Regions from separate parts of the Homo sapiens genome. Here regions 2, 3, 4 and 5 are each linked to region 1. The links are chromatin contacts, found by Hi-C or POLR2A ChIA-PET in ENCODE. All regions are on one chromosome and are shown on one strand. The core of a region is the stretch at or near the end of the contact, and the rest is flanking DNA. Distances in the headings are between cores, read along the strand shown.

What was found. Hi-C counts contacts between places; a loop is a spot of excess contacts on that map. ChIA-PET counts read pairs that join two places held with the same protein, here RNA polymerase II (POLR2A). Pooled maps may share reads with other maps.
Region 2: a loop to region 1 is called in a map of MCF 10A, with 11 times the contacts of the local background. The contact joins the promoter of CRACDL here to the enhancer-like site in region 1. A Hi-C loop is called at or near these places in 6 of 168 maps with a recorded cell type or tissue (Caco-2, HepG2, MCF 10A and 3 more), 5 of 37 single-sample maps with no recorded cell type and 12 of 50 pooled maps. POLR2A ChIA-PET finds 5 or more read pairs at or near these places in 2 of 52 experiments (GM12878 and MCF 10A).
Region 3: a map of MCF 10A shows a loop between it and region 1 (4-fold over the local background). The contact joins two enhancer-like sites. A Hi-C loop is called at or near these places in 4 of 168 maps with a recorded cell type or tissue (K562, MCF 10A, PC-9 and 1 more), 1 of 37 single-sample maps with no recorded cell type and 7 of 50 pooled maps. POLR2A ChIA-PET finds 5 or more read pairs at or near these places in 2 of 52 experiments (GM12878 and endothelial cell of umbilical vein).
Region 4: a pooled map shows a loop between it and region 1 (3-fold over the local background). The contact joins two enhancer-like sites. A Hi-C loop is called at or near these places in 25 of 168 maps with a recorded cell type or tissue (A673, B cell, CD4-positive, alpha-beta T cell and 18 more), 31 of 37 single-sample maps with no recorded cell type and 28 of 50 pooled maps.
Region 5: a loop to region 1 is called in a map of mammary epithelial cell, with 8 times the contacts of the local background. The contact joins two enhancer-like sites. A Hi-C loop is called at or near these places in 1 of 168 maps with a recorded cell type or tissue (mammary epithelial cell) and 6 of 50 pooled maps. POLR2A ChIA-PET finds 5 or more read pairs at or near these places in 3 of 52 experiments (MCF 10A, activated CD4-positive, alpha-beta T cell and activated CD8-positive, alpha-beta memory T cell).

Annotation. Positions count from the first base shown.
Region 1 is chr2:99,064,851-99,067,631 of GRCh38, reverse strand. It overlaps TSGA10 (testis specific 10), which reads left to right. Exons shown (of 21, transcript NM_025244.4): 16 at 2,508-2,693. Among named protein-coding and RNA genes, the nearest start is that of C2orf15, 75 kb to the left of the region's middle. Within about 2 kb of position 1,436, at least 9 of the 41 ENCODE cell types and tissues checked have a DNase peak (open chromatin) inside an H3K27ac peak, as active enhancers do; they include GM12878, where a contact is called at or near this core.
Region 2 is chr2:98,934,818-98,937,517 of GRCh38, reverse strand. CRACDL (CRACD like) reads left to right here and starts at 1,293. Exons shown (of 10, transcript NM_207362.3): 1 at 1,293-1,580. RefSeq lists a silencer at 1,926-2,126.
Region 3 is chr2:98,864,239-98,866,938 of GRCh38, reverse strand. The region is part of intron 1 of CRACDL (CRACD like); the gene reads left to right. Among named protein-coding and RNA genes, the nearest start is that of CRACDL, 71 kb to the left of the region's middle. Within about 2 kb of position 1,383, at least 3 of the 41 ENCODE cell types and tissues checked have a DNase peak (open chromatin) inside an H3K27ac peak, as active enhancers do.
Region 4 is chr2:98,821,934-98,824,633 of GRCh38, reverse strand. CRACDL (CRACD like) reads left to right here. Exons shown (of 10, transcript NM_207362.3): 7 at 1,097-2,700. Among named protein-coding and RNA genes, the nearest start is that of LINC02611, 51 kb to the right of the region's middle. Within about 2 kb of position 1,318, at least 20 of the 41 ENCODE cell types and tissues checked have a DNase peak (open chromatin) inside an H3K27ac peak, as active enhancers do.
Region 5 is chr2:98,908,261-98,911,110 of GRCh38, reverse strand. The region is part of intron 1 of CRACDL (CRACD like); the gene reads left to right. Among named protein-coding and RNA genes, the nearest start is that of CRACDL, 27 kb to the left of the region's middle. RefSeq lists an enhancer at 952-1,451. Within about 2 kb of position 1,595, at least 10 of the 41 ENCODE cell types and tissues checked have a DNase peak (open chromatin) inside an H3K27ac peak, as active enhancers do.

The DNA.
Region 1 (2,781 bases), core at 187-2,686:
ATCCACCTGTCTCGGCCTCCCAAAGTGCTGGGATTACAGGCATGAGCCACTGCACTCACCCCAGAGCAACATTTAACATAGTAAGCTTTCAGCCAGTGTTAAACACTTCCCTTTATCTCCCTTGTCTGTTAGTAACATTACCTGAAATTCCACCATTAGGGATTATAACTTTTAGATTCTAGAATTATATTTTCAGACATCACACATCAAGCTTCTTAGGCTCAAGTGATCCTCCCACCTCGGCCTTCCGAAGTGCTGGGGATTTTAGCATCCTAGTATGAATTTGTTTATGAGATTGCATAACACTGGATGGATGCAGGCCCGGAGAGAATGAACCACGGATCCATTTTGATAGGGATAGACCATCAAGAAGTGTGGAGTACTTCATTCATTCACTCATTCATGCAGCGTGCTAGGTGCTGGAGTGCCAGAGATGAAAAATGGAGAGGAAACAGAATGACTGCCAGGCAGTGGGAACAACATGAGCAAAGGTGTAGGGGAAAAAGTAGGTCCTGTAGGTAGAGTAGTGTGTACAAGTGGATGATAAAGGAGAGGTAAGAAAGACCTTCTTTGAACCCTATTTTCAGAAGCTTTTGTTAGAACTAAAACATATAAGTTATTTAAGGATTGCCTTTTAGGAAGTTTATTTTGGAAACGTCAAGAATAAACCAGAAGGGTAACAAAATCAGAAGTGGAGAGAGCAGTTAGAAGAGGTTGTAACCATAATTTAGGCAAGAAATGCAAAGGATTCCAGCTGAGGCCTACGGAGTGTTGCAGTGAGACTTGTGGGTGGCCAGAGGGAGCTGTGGATACAGGGGAGGCACCATATAGAAGTAAAGAGATCCTGAAAGCAGGAAATAGAGAATACCAAAGAACAGTTTCATTTTCTTTATAGTGTTGCCTCTCATGCTCAACACTGCTCTGGCCTCTATGGGAGGATATGAAAAAGGGTAAAATATGCTTTCTGCTTGCCAAGAAGGAGGGAGCACTGGGTGGTTGGAGGACAGGAGAGACATTCTACGGAATCCCTTTTCACTTTGAATAATGTACTACCTGGTCACAGAACTAAATTTAATATAAAAATGGTTCCTGCTTTAGAGAAATACAAGGTGTTATCAGGGAGGCTTTACATCCACACCTAGCAACACAAAGCTGTAAGGCAGTTTTAAGTGAATGACATAGACAGTAAGTACTGCACAAAGTTAAAGAGGGTAAAGATCAATGTGAATACAATTCGTTTAAGTATATTGTACAAGCACCCTCCAAGTACATACTCTGTACACAACTATGATTGTTAGTACAATCATGGAAAACACATATCAGGTTCCTGCTGACACAGTTGGAGTATCTGAATCTTGAAAGCCAATAAGGTAGTTTAGTATATTGTTGACTAACACAGACTTGGCAAAGATCTTTCACATTAGAGGCCACAAGGTGGCAATATTAGCTGAATTTCCACCAGTAAACATAATCAGGAAATGGCTTATCTGATTTGAAAGGAGTATTAGACATTATTTATTGCAATTTGGTCATTTTATTTAGCCCAGGATTTCTGATAGGGACGTGCACTATTTATTAACAGGAGAGAAAGAGATCTAGTGCCTTTTAAAAAATTACCAAAATTACAACTAATTTTTTAGAATGAATTCACCAAACCATAATAAAATATTTTTTTAAATAGCCTAATAATGATTACTCGGTCTATTATATTGTTTGTGGAGCTGAATTTTTTTCCCTCCTTATTTCCCTACTAGAAATCAGACCCTACTTCAGTTACTCTGCTCATGATAGAATTTTGAAAGTTCAAAAAATCTGGTTCTTATTGTATGCTCAATTTATACATGAATGCATATTTACAACTAGTGTTTATTGGCATAGGTTTGATAGTTTACTTCTGAGCAATTTCAGGAAAGTTACTAGACTGGCAGGGAAAGTTACTAGACTAGCAGGTAAAAGATAATCATAGAACAGTTCATGATCAAGATAATTAAGGCTGGGGCTATGAATAAAAGGCAGACACCAGACAGGAAATTATCAGAAGCTGACATTTAAAATATGCAAGTACTCAGAAGCTCTGTAGCCAGCACAGCCCGGTAAATTGGTCAAGAACAAGGGAATACACCAGTACGAAAGGTCAGAGGCTCAGAATCCAGACCAGCAAGTAGTCAGTAAGCAGACATATGGGAAAAGCAGGCTGTGGAGGACTTCAAACAAAAGGAAATATAAGAACAAATTCATTCAGGTCTTGAAGAAAAGAGTAATTTACCTAAATTTACTATTTACTAGTGTTCACTGAGTGTTACTCAGGAGCCAGGGCAGATGCTGATTGCAGTCTTTGTTAATTACAGGATGACCTGTTTTCTAAACTAAGAGTATAGATATATTTCCTCAGGGTTCTATTATAAACGCTTCTCATGGCAAGTGAATTCCCAATGACTTGGATAATAATGTTTAATTTTTATCATATGTTCAGCATTTTAAAGTAATAGCTAAAGTTTGCTTTTCAGGAATCTGAGAACCGGCAAATGATGGAACAACTTCGAAAAGCCAATGAAGATGCTGAAAACTGGGAAAATAAAGCCCGTCAATCAGAGGCAGATAACAATACCCTCAAACTGGAACTTATCACTGCTGAGGCAGAGGGTAACAGATTAAAAGAAAAAGTAGATTCCCTCAACAGAGAGGTTGAGCAAGTAAGTTTGGAAAAATATGCTTATAATACATCCTGCATCATATTTAAAAGAGTTTTGTTTGGCCTTCCATAAATTAAATGTATGAACA
Region 2 (2,700 bases), core at 44-2,543, 130 kb after region 1:
GTGGCCAAGGGATAACATTAAAAATTCAAAAAGGAAACTTCGTTTGATATGCCCAAGTAAATGGGAAACTGTCTTGGGCCTCGTTTCGCTCGATTCTTCTATCTGGGATTTTGAGCCCCTTGAAAGCCACAGGTGGAGAGAGCTCCTTCCGGGGTCCAGGCCCTCTCGGCCTCCGACAGCCGAGCAGCTCGGCTTTTCCAGGCCTCCAGTGTGCGCGGCGCTAGCCGTCGGACCCAGCGTCCCGCGGAGTAGCGCGGATTCCGCGTGATCCCCTCCAAACAATGCGGACCTCGCCGCTCATTCTGGCGTCCGGTGACACCCGAGACTCCCCGTCTGACGTTAGTATCATCTCTTCCAGCCTGGGTTGAAGGCGTCCCCTGAGGACTCGTCGCAGCCTGGGCTCCCTGCTGGGACGCGACTCCCGCGCCTCTCGCCTGCCTGGCCCTGGGCGTGCACCGCCGGGGAAGAGGCCGGGACGGGGTCGCCGGGCTGTGCCATCCGCAGACCAAAGCCGCGGCTCGGGCTCCGGAGGAGATTCGCTGGGCGACCACCCAAGGCAGCTCCCTCCGTGCGCGGTCTCCCTAAATGGACCAGCCCTGTCTTTACAAGAAAAAGGATTTTAAAAAAAGAAGAAAGAAAGAAAATAAAGAAAGGCGAGCGCAGCTGAGACGGCATCAGCTGCCTTTCTTCCCACACTCGCCGGTGTCACACCCATGAATCACCTCCAGACGGGGCGGCAGCTTCCCTAATTAGCCTGGAGACGCTCAGGACCCACAGGGTTATAAAACAACAACAATAACAAACTTTTACTTTTATTCAAATGCACACTTCCTTCCCTCGGCGCCCACGCCCGCCGCAGGCCACTGACTTAGAGGGCGGATCCGGAGGTCACCTGGAGTCCCGGGTCCCTCTCACCGACGCGCGCGGGTGCCCTGGGCCAGTCCCGGACTGACTTGCCACCACCTCCGGGTCTCCGGTGCCCCCCGGCCCTCCCGGAGCCCCGACAGCGCCGCTGCGCGGACAGGCCGAGGCGGGTCGGGAGCGGCGCGGGCTTGGGAGGGAGCGCTGGGCAGCCGGGCCCGCACCCCGATTGCCCTCCCCGCACCCCGATCGCCCTCCCGCCTCCCGCGGGGCGTCCAAGGCCCAGGCCGGCGCCTGCGCCCCCCGCCCCGAGGTCTCGGCCCCACTCCGCCGGGCCAGCTGCGGAGGCGGCGTTGGGAGCTGTGCGCCGCGGGGGAGGTGCGCGCGGCGGCCGGCGAGGGGAGCTGAGCGGCGTCCGCCCCCGCCGAGCCGAGCGGAGCCGAGCGAAGCCGGCGCGCCTGCAGCTGGGAGCTGGGAGCTGGGAGCGCGCCGGGCGCAGGGCCGGGCCGGCCGCGGGAGGGTAGTGTCAGCGCCCGCGTCCAGCTCTTCGGCCGCAGACCCGGGCTGTCTGGAGGCCGCGCGGCCACCTGCTGCGTCGCCCCGGCTTTGGGCTGGGGCTAGACGCGCACCGCGGCGGGAGCAGCCCCGGCTCGCCGCACCCCGCGGAAGGTGCCCTTCTCTGCGCGTCTCGCCGAGCCCGGGCCACGCTCCTGTCCCAGGTACCTCGAGGGGTTTGAAATCGCGTGTCCCAAGGCAGGCGTGGGTCGAAGGCGGGGTGGGCGCGGGGGCACCGGGCGGAGGTGGGGCGGGCCGGGGCTAGGGGGTCGAGGGCAGAGGCCGTGAAGCCAGGGGCCCCTCGGACCCGGAGAGGCGCCACCCCCGCCGCCGAAGCCCTGGGCAGCTCCTGCGGCCGAGGGGGAGCCGGACGCGCTCGTGCAAGTGCCCAAAGTTTCCCTTTGCTCACTTTGCTGGACCCAACTTTCCACTGTGAGGCAAATCCAGCAGTTTACGCGCCAGGAAAATGAAAGAGGAGGGAGAGAAGGTCCTGCTCGGTTGAAATTGCTAGCATACGAGGTCTTTATGCCCACTGTCTCCACACGCAGTTGCAGGGGAAAGGAGTGGACACATTCACGAACTGCCTTATGCTTTAGGTGATGGTTTATTTAACAGGTTTTAGGCTTTGATTACACGCCACCCGGGAGGGATTCTGGAGTTGATCTAAGAAGTGTTCACATTTTTAATCAACAAATATTTGTTGAACAGAAGCTTCATCATAGGCAAAGATTCGGTATGAAGTTCACATGTGATCAGAGCATAATAGTCACTTGCTTTTGAAATGCAAGTCAGAAGCAGTGCGGCTGTGTGAATTTGACTCCGTGTAGGTGCAAACCGCCTGCAGGCATCAGGTCCTGTTGACAGTTTTGAGCCAGGAAATCCAAGTGGAAGACAGGCAGCTGTGTTACCCTTTTAGAGCCAGCTCACACCTTCCCAAACTGGTCTTAAGGTATCCTACTAGGTTATTGGAGCCTGCAGGCTTCCTTCATTTGCATATACCATAGACTAGAATCTGTGTAGACCCCTGGTATTTTCCCTGGAGCTCGGTCCCACGGGCGCACACCTGGAATGATGGAGCACTGTGGTCATCCTAAGAACCTATTGAGGTTATAAAATTGTGAGGAGAAAGATATCTAGAGACAGTGTCGTGTGGAGCTGGTGGAGAAGGTTGAGCTGGGCTGGTTTCTGGGCTCTGCCCCTATGCTGTGCCATCTTGGAGTCTGAGGCAACAGGAAAAATCAGGAACACTGATCCTGTCTTTATTTAAAAATGTGAGATTTTGTA
Region 3 (2,700 bases), core at 134-2,633, 200 kb after region 1:
TATAGGGTAGATGATGTTTATAGGAAGACACTAGGCAAGAAGAACTCAGGCTAAAGAAATGTGACATTGTCTAGCTGAGTCATAGATTTTGAAAGAAGTCTGTCCTTGAGGCATTAATGTGTTGGGTGATCATTAAGAAGTGATTCTGCTGGTCACGGTGGCTCACACCTGTAATCCCAGCACTTTGGGAGGCTGAGGCGGGGGATCACCTGAGGTCAGGAGTTCGAGACCAGCCTGGCCAACATGGTGAAACCCTGTCTCTAATTAAAAAAAAAATACAAAAAATTAGCCTGCGTGGTGGTGCGTGCCTGTAATCCCGGCTACTCAGGAGGCTGAGGCAGGAGAATCACTTGAACCCAGGAGGAGGAGGTTGCAGTGAGCCAAGATCATGCCATTGTACTCCAGCCTGGGCATCAAGAGTGAAACTCTGTCTCAAAAAAAAAAAAAAAAAAAAAAAAAAAAAGAAGAAGTGATTGTTTCATCTATCAGGTGTTACTGCTAAGTGCCTCTGGATCATTTGCTCATTCATTCATTCATTCATTTAACAATATTTATTGAGCACTACCATGCAGCTGTTCTATGCTGGTGACATGTTATCTCTCCTCATGGAGTTAGTCTTCCAGTTTTACCTACTTAGCAAGAAAGGGGCTTTCTCTAGGCCACGCCTTACTTTAGTTTTTAAACATCAGACAAACAGTAACTACAGGGCAATAAGATACTTCAAATCTGACCAGCCAAGTTCCTTTACTCGCCCTTCTTGCTTTACTTAGAGCTCTGTCATTTAGCATCTGAATATTCTCTAGTTTCAGCCCTTTGATTATGAGATTTCTTTGCTTTCTTTTCTCTTATATGTCAGAGCAGATCTGTCTCTCTGTCCTCGCTATCCTTTCTGACAAGAGGACAGAGAAGGTTTTGCACACAAGTGGATGACAGCTTCAGAGAGCAGGAGGTGGGAGGCAGAGGTGAGTGGATCACCTGAGGTCGGTGGTGGGCACCTGTAATCCCAGCTGCCCAGGAGGCTGAGGCAGGAGAATCACTTGAACCCAGGAGACAGAGGTTGTAGTGAGCTGAGGTTGCGCCACTGCACTCTAGGCTGGGCAACAAGAGCGAAACTCCGTCTCAAAAAAAAAAAAAAAAAAAGCAGAAAGTCCTCTTGACACCTTCAGGGAGAAAGGGTTGGCTGCAGTGAGGTCCGGTCTTGACGCCTCTTTGGTGTGGGTACAGCTGTCAAGTCCCTCTGCTTTTGAGGATAATAATATCATTAAGCAGCAAGCTGGCACAATTTTTGAACAGAGATTTCTCACAGGAACTCTGCAAGCATTTCACATTCCATTTGCTTCAGTAATGTGAAACTTATTTTTCTAAAAAAAGGTACAGGCAGATCTTGGCATGACTCACTAGAGAACAATAGTTAAGTCATAATTTATTTTCATCTTTTTCCCCAGGAAAGGGAAAAATTGATTAAAAGTATGGGGAATGTAACCAGGCGTGAATCTGTAAAGGGGAAATGGATCAAAGAATCACACAAACATGTATACATGTAAAATGGGTAAGTTTTGTGAACAAAAGGCACAGGGTCTCCCATAGTATGTCGCGGGAGGTCTTGACACATCCTGAAGGGACAGATTGGTCTTCCTGCGGAAGTGGAATGAAAGCTGAAATCTGAAGGATGAGTAGGAGTAAGACCAAAGTGGAATGTGCAGGGAACATCAAGTTCAAGCAGAAGGAACAACATCTGCAAAGGCTCCAAGCTGGAAGGAAACGGAGTGCTATTGGTGGAGGGAGAGCAGGGCTGAGGCACGCATTCTGCTGGTGTGCACAGGGCTTGGGTTGGAGTCCAGCCCACCACCTCCTCTTGTTGACGTTTGTGTCTGTCCACGTTTGTGTTTTCCCCTATTCCTGCCTGCACCTCCAGTCTTCTCCATGAGATTGCATCCCTCTTCCTGTAACAGTTGTTTCAGTGTGAGTTTGCTGGAAACAAATTGTATCAACTTTTCTTTTCTGAAAATGTCTTTATTTCATCCTTTTTCCGCAGCTTTGATGACATATTAGTTACATATCATAAAGTTCACCTGTTTAAAATGTATAATCAGGCCAGGCGCAGTGGTTCATGCCTGTAATCCCAGCACTTTGGGAGGCCAAGGCCTGTGGATCACCTGAGGTCAGGAGTTCAAAACCAGCTTGGCCAGCATGGTGAAACCCCGTCTCTACTAAAAATGCAAAAATTAGCCAGGCATGGTGGTGGCTGCCTGTAGTCCCAGCTACTCCAGAGGCTAGGGCAGGAGAATTGCTTGAACCTAGGAGGCGGAGGTTGCAGTGAGCCGAGATCGTGCCGCTGCACTCAAACCTGGGTGATGGAACGAGACTCCGTCTCAAAAAAAAAAAAAAAAGGGTACAATCAATGGGTTTTTGTTAAAGAGTTGTGCACCAAGGAACACAATCTAATTTTAGAACATTTCCATTTCCCCAGAAAGAAACCTTGTGCCCATTAGCAGTCACTCCCATTCTACCTGTGTTTCCCCAGCATCCCTCTCCCCACCTCTTTGCAACCACTAATCTACTCTGTGTCTCTGTGGATTTGCCTAGTCTGGACATTTCGTGTAAGTGGAATCATGCAGTATGTGGCCTTTTGTAGCTGCCTTCTTTCACTTAGGTTAATGTGTTCAAGATTCATCCAGATTGTAGCATATATCATTACTT
Region 4 (2,700 bases), core at 69-2,568, 240 kb after region 1:
ACTCTTGGTGTCTAATATCACAAACTTTCTAAAAGATCAGTCTCTACACCATCAACCTTTTCGTCATTTCCACATGTTACTTTTGAATGATTCTTGGTTACCTGGAGCTCCTTTCCTTCCCGAGAGAGCAGGAACTGACTTTGTGACAATAGGAGGAAGTTGGACTGGAATCTGAATTCTAGAGGTCTTTCAGAAGAAGACTATCACAAGGCACTGTATGTTTGCCAAGCCAGTAGGGCTTCAGGAGGCCAGAGAAGGGGGGAATCTTAAACTGCATAGAGTGGGAGAGTTTGAAATAGTCCTTGGGGGCCCTGGTAGAGTATCTTGGAGGTTGGGGGCAGGGGGGTGGGGGAGAGTGGGGAGGTGACAGTCACTCAGACCAAGTGTCTGGCACAGTGTTGAGGGCTTGGTTTGACCTGAGTAGGGAGTGGAAGAAACGGCTTAAGACCAGAGAATCTAGGACTTTAAATTTAGCTGAAAATTTTGGTTTTATCCTATAAGCCATGGTTAGCTATTGGCATGATATGAGCCATCTTTTAGGAAAACCAGTCTGGCTTTACTATGAGGGTACATTCCTGAAGTGTTGACATGGGAGACTGGCTGGGAGGAACACAGAGCCATAGAGTCCCAGCTGTTCAGCTCGGCCACCTGCTTGCCCAGGCTTGAACAAGGTATTGGCCTCTCTGAGTTCCTGGCTCTCAAGTGCAAAAAGGGACTCATCATCCCTTCCTCACTGGGATGAATGGAAGATTAAATGAAATAACAAGTGTGGGAGCACAGAGCATAGCAGACACTGGCTGCTGTTGGTCGCCTTCCCTTGGCGTTACTCTAGTCCACTGGTTTTGAGGCTCTGCCAGAGGAGCTGTAGACATTTACTTTGGAGGCATATCTGCCATTGTCCTGATAAACTTGTGAGCCCAAGTAGACCAGTAGGATACAGACTGAGAAAAGACACCCGTGGGTACATGCCTACTTAAGTGCCAGCTTTATAGTGCTGCTATCACTAAACCATTATAAGCCTTGAAAAAAGTGGGGAGGTGACAGGCTTCCTGGAATTGGCTATAGCGACGATGCTTTTTATCTTTATTTCTCTCAGCGCGCTCAGTCTGAATCCCTGAGCGACCTGACGTGCACCCCAGAGGAGGAGGAAAACGAGGAGAAGCCACTTTTGGAAGTCAGCCCAGAAGAGCGCCCCAGCTCTGGGCAGCAGGACGTGGCGCCAGACAGAGGCCCTGAGCCTGGGCCACCGGCGCCCTTGCCGCCACCCGGAGGGGCCCGTGCCAGACGCGCCCGCCTGCAGCACTCCTCCGCGCTCACGGCCAGCGTGGAGGAGGGGGGCGTCCCCGGGGAGGACCCCTCAAGCCGCCCGGCCACCCCGGAGCTCGCCGAGCCCGAGTCGGCCCCCACTCTCCGCGTGGAGCCCCCGTCCCCGCCGGAGGGCCCCCCGAATCCCGGTCCCGACGGCGGAAAGCAGGATGGGGAGGCGCCCCCCGCAGGCCCGTGTGCCCCGGCCACGGACAAGGCGGAGGAGGTGGTCTGTGCTCCCGAAGACGTCGCGAGCCCGTTTCCCACCGCCATCCCTGAGGGGGACACGACTCCCCCCGAGACTGACCCCGCCGCCACCTCAGAGGCGCCCTCTGCTCGCGACGGGCCAGAACGCAGTGTCCCGAAGGAAGCGGAGCCGACGCCGCCCGTGCTCCCGGATGAGGAGAAGGGGCCCCCAGGGCCGGCGCCTGAGCCCGAGAGAGAAGCGGAGACGGAGCCCGAGAGAGGAGCGGGGACCGAGCCCGAGAGAATTGGGACCGAGCCCTCCACGGCGCCCGCCCCGAGCCCGCCGGCGCCCAAGAGCTGCCTGAAACACCGGCCCGCGGCCGCCAGCGAGGGCCCCGCCGCGTCCCCGCCGCTTGCCGCTGCGGAGTCTCCCCCGGTGGAGCCCGGCCCCGGTTCCCTCGACGCAGAGGCCGCCGCCCCGGAGCGCCCCAAGGCCGAGCGAGCCGAGGCGCCACCGGCGGGCGCCGAGAGGGCGGCGCCAGAGCGGAAGGCGGAGAGGGGCGGTGCCGAGCTGCGAGGCGCGAAGAAGTTCTCGGTGTCCTCGTGCCGAGCGCGGCCTCGTCCGGGCGTCTCCCGCCCGCTGGAACGGGCCAGCGGCCGCCTGCCCCTCGCGAGGAGCGGCCCGGTCTGGAGGAGCGAGGCGGCTCTTGACGACCTCCAGGGTCTCCCCGAGCCCCAGCACGCGAAACCTGGCCCTCGGAAGCTGGCGGAGCGCGGCCCTCAGGACTCGGGGGACAGGGCGGCCAGCCCGGCCGGGCCGCGCAAGAGCCCTCAGGAGGCGGCCGCCGCGCCCGGCACGAGAGAGCCCTGCCCAGCCGCCCAGGAGCCGGCCCCGAGTGAGGACAGAAACCCCTTCCCCGTCAAGCTCCGGTCCACCTCCCTCTCGCTCAAATACAGGGATGGCGCCTCTCAGGAGGTGAAGGGTGTGAAGAGGTACAGTGCCGAGGTCCGGTTAGAAAGGTCGCTGACCGTGCTCCCGAAGGAGGAGAAGTGTCCCCTCGGGACGGCCCCCGCCCTTCGAGGCACCAGGGCCCCCAGCGACCAAGGAAAGGGGAAGGCCCGGCCCCCCGAGCCGCTCAGCTCCAAGCCGCCCCTGCCCCGGAAGCCGCTTCTGCAGAGCTTCACGCTCCCGCACCAGCCCGCGCCCCC
Region 5 (2,850 bases), core at 346-2,845, 160 kb after region 1:
CTCTCACCTCTCAGTTCGGCACCTCACCCAGGTGCCTGCTGCTCCCCCGATGCTTGGCACTGTCCTACCAGGATGTGCTGCTGACAACTTCTCAGCCTCCCTTTAAAAATAAAGGTGTCTTAGATCTTTCTGATTCTCTGTGCCCAGCAAACTCACTGGAAGCTAAGCCCAGAACAGCCCCTCTTTTACTGAGTGGTAATTCCCTGCAACCTTGAGCTCAACACCTTATTTACATCGCCTCATTTAATCCTCCTGTCACCCGTAAGAGGAGGCACCACATTATTGGCTCCACTTTGCAGAAAAGGAAATGGGCCCTGTCAGGGCAAACCCTGGCCGAGGCCACCAGCAGGTGAATGGAGCTAGGCCTGGTGAACTGCAACCCTGAGCTCTGATGGCAGGTGGGTGTGGAGGGAGGGAACACTCCAACTCCCACTCTCTCGGCTTTGAGGCTCCTCCTTCTTTTGTAGAAACGGTTGTCATTGTGAGCAGAGCAGACTCTGGTTTTGGGGGATCCTCAAAACAGTGGCTGGGAAACAAGGAGCATTATTTATTTATTTATTTATTTATTTATTTATTTATTTATTTATTTTGAGACAGAGTCTTGCTGTGTTGCCCAGGCTGGAGTGTAGTGACGTGATCTTGGCTCACTGCAACCTCCACCTCCCAGGTTCAAGTGATTCTCCTGCTTCAGCCTCCCAAGTAGCTGGGATTACAGGCATGCACCACCATGCCCAGCTAATTTTTTGTATTTTTAGTAGAGACGGGGTTTCACCACGTTGGTCAGGCTGGTCTCGAACTCCTGGCCTCAGGTGATTCACCCGCCTTGGCCTCCCAAAGTGCTGGGATTACAGGTGTGAGCCACCACACCTGGCCTCAAGGAGCTTCTTAGTTTTCAGAGGTGAGACAGTCTCCTCTTCTCAATGGGGAAGTGGGAGGTCCTGCCTGAGGGTGCATCCCAGCTCACAGCCCCCTTGGTAAGAGGTCTCTGAAATCGGCTTCCTGCAGGTAGGAGCAGCTGGAGGAGGAGACAGAGCCATCCTTCCGAGGTGGGAAGTGGTGCCAAGTTATAGGGAAAGTGCGATGTGGGAGAGATGGCGTTACTGACTACTCATGATGTACTAATCCGGAGGGGTGGGAATCGGGGCAAAATGCAGCCATTTCCTGCTTCAGAATTAAGTTTCCCCTTTTTGAAAGCGGCCCAAGCCCCGCTACCCATTCCTTTTGTTGTTGGCTTCCGTAGCTACTCTGCTGGCCCTCTGCCACTCTCACTTATGGGCTTTGTACCTCGAGACAGGCTCTGTGAGTTTACAGGTGGCAGAGGAACAAGATTCTCCTGCCTGTAAGGGAACCAGGGAAAAAGAGCAAAGTGGCCAGGTGGCTTGAGGTGTGCTAACAGATGGAGCGTTTGGTGCCAGGCCCGTTCCCTGGAGAGGCCAGCTGGTCTGGGTGTCAGGTTTCAGTGGGCCTTAGAGCAGGCGGGTCAGCAGCAGAAATGTGCTGGAGGGAGGAAATGCCATTTGCCTGGCCAGTGTTTGCTCGCGTCCTGCAGCCTGACAGCTCAATTTGTTTGCACCCACAGATTTCATGAACAGTGGTTTGACGACGGTTGCTTGGGTCCAGATTACATGGAAACATTTAGAACCTCCCCTGGGATTGCATCCTTATCTCGTAATCATAACTGCTTTCTCAGATTTGTAATAAGGGTTTTCCTGAACCTGCTCACCCCTTCTTATAAGTTACAGCAGTGACATCGCAGTTTTTATGTGTAAACCAGAAGCAAGTTGAACCAAAATAAAGAAAGCAATTTTGTGAACAAATAAGTTCCCCTTGAGAAGCACTGGGAATCAAATGCAAATATCATAAGGGACAGTTAAGAATCTGCTGTTGCTATCTAGGGCTCATGAATCTCCTGATGTGCAGAGAAACCATACATAGCAATCGCTTGACAGCTTTCTGCCAATCTCTTCTGAATTTTCACTGAAGAAACCTCCCCAGAGTCTCAGAGGAAGCAGAGCTGCTGAGATGCTGATTCACTGTGTGAGGCTTAAACTCAGGACGCATTTATACATCCTGTACTCTCAGTGTTTGCATGAAGCTTTTAAACACGGGGCTGGGCAAGACAAGTTTGGGGCAGTGGGCTTTTTCCGTGTGTAGACCTCTGAACCTTTAGGATTATTCTGGCTGTGCAAATTTACTGATACAAATAAATATAGGGACTCTGGCTAGGCTGAGAGAAAACAGATGAGGTATGAATGAAATTTATTTCTGTACAGATGGACTTTTAGTGGAAATTGTGAGGCTCACTCCACTTCCCAAGTGTAGGTCCCAGCCTTCGGTAGACTCTGAATGTCGTTGCACCACTGATGGAGGCAACACCAGAGAGGGGAAGGTCATTGGACTGTAAGCCACCTTGGAAACCCGAGCCTTGGTCTGTTGTCCAGGGCAAGTGGCAGCTTGTACCAGGGAAGGGAGGGGACAGACCTTAATGGAGTTTATCTGCCTGATAGGCATTTGCAGCAATAGAGTGAGTTTGGCTTTGGGTTTTTGTTTGGGCTGATAAAATCTTTCTGTTCACTTCCAAGCTGTTGGGTCGACAGGCTATCCACAGGCTGTGGGATGGGAGAAACTGTGGAGCCATCCAGCTGTGTGGCCAGGAAGGATGGCTAGCCTCTCCCCTGCCAGACTACTCACTGCAGGGACAGGGCAGGCATTTGCCAGGTAAATAACTTTTGCTGGAGGGTTGACATGGAATGGCATGTGCAAGAGAGGCGGTGTGGGACCCATTCCTGTCCCACAGCTGAGATTTTGGAATTGTCTGGAAGAGATGCCCTACCTGAGGGTGACCTCGGA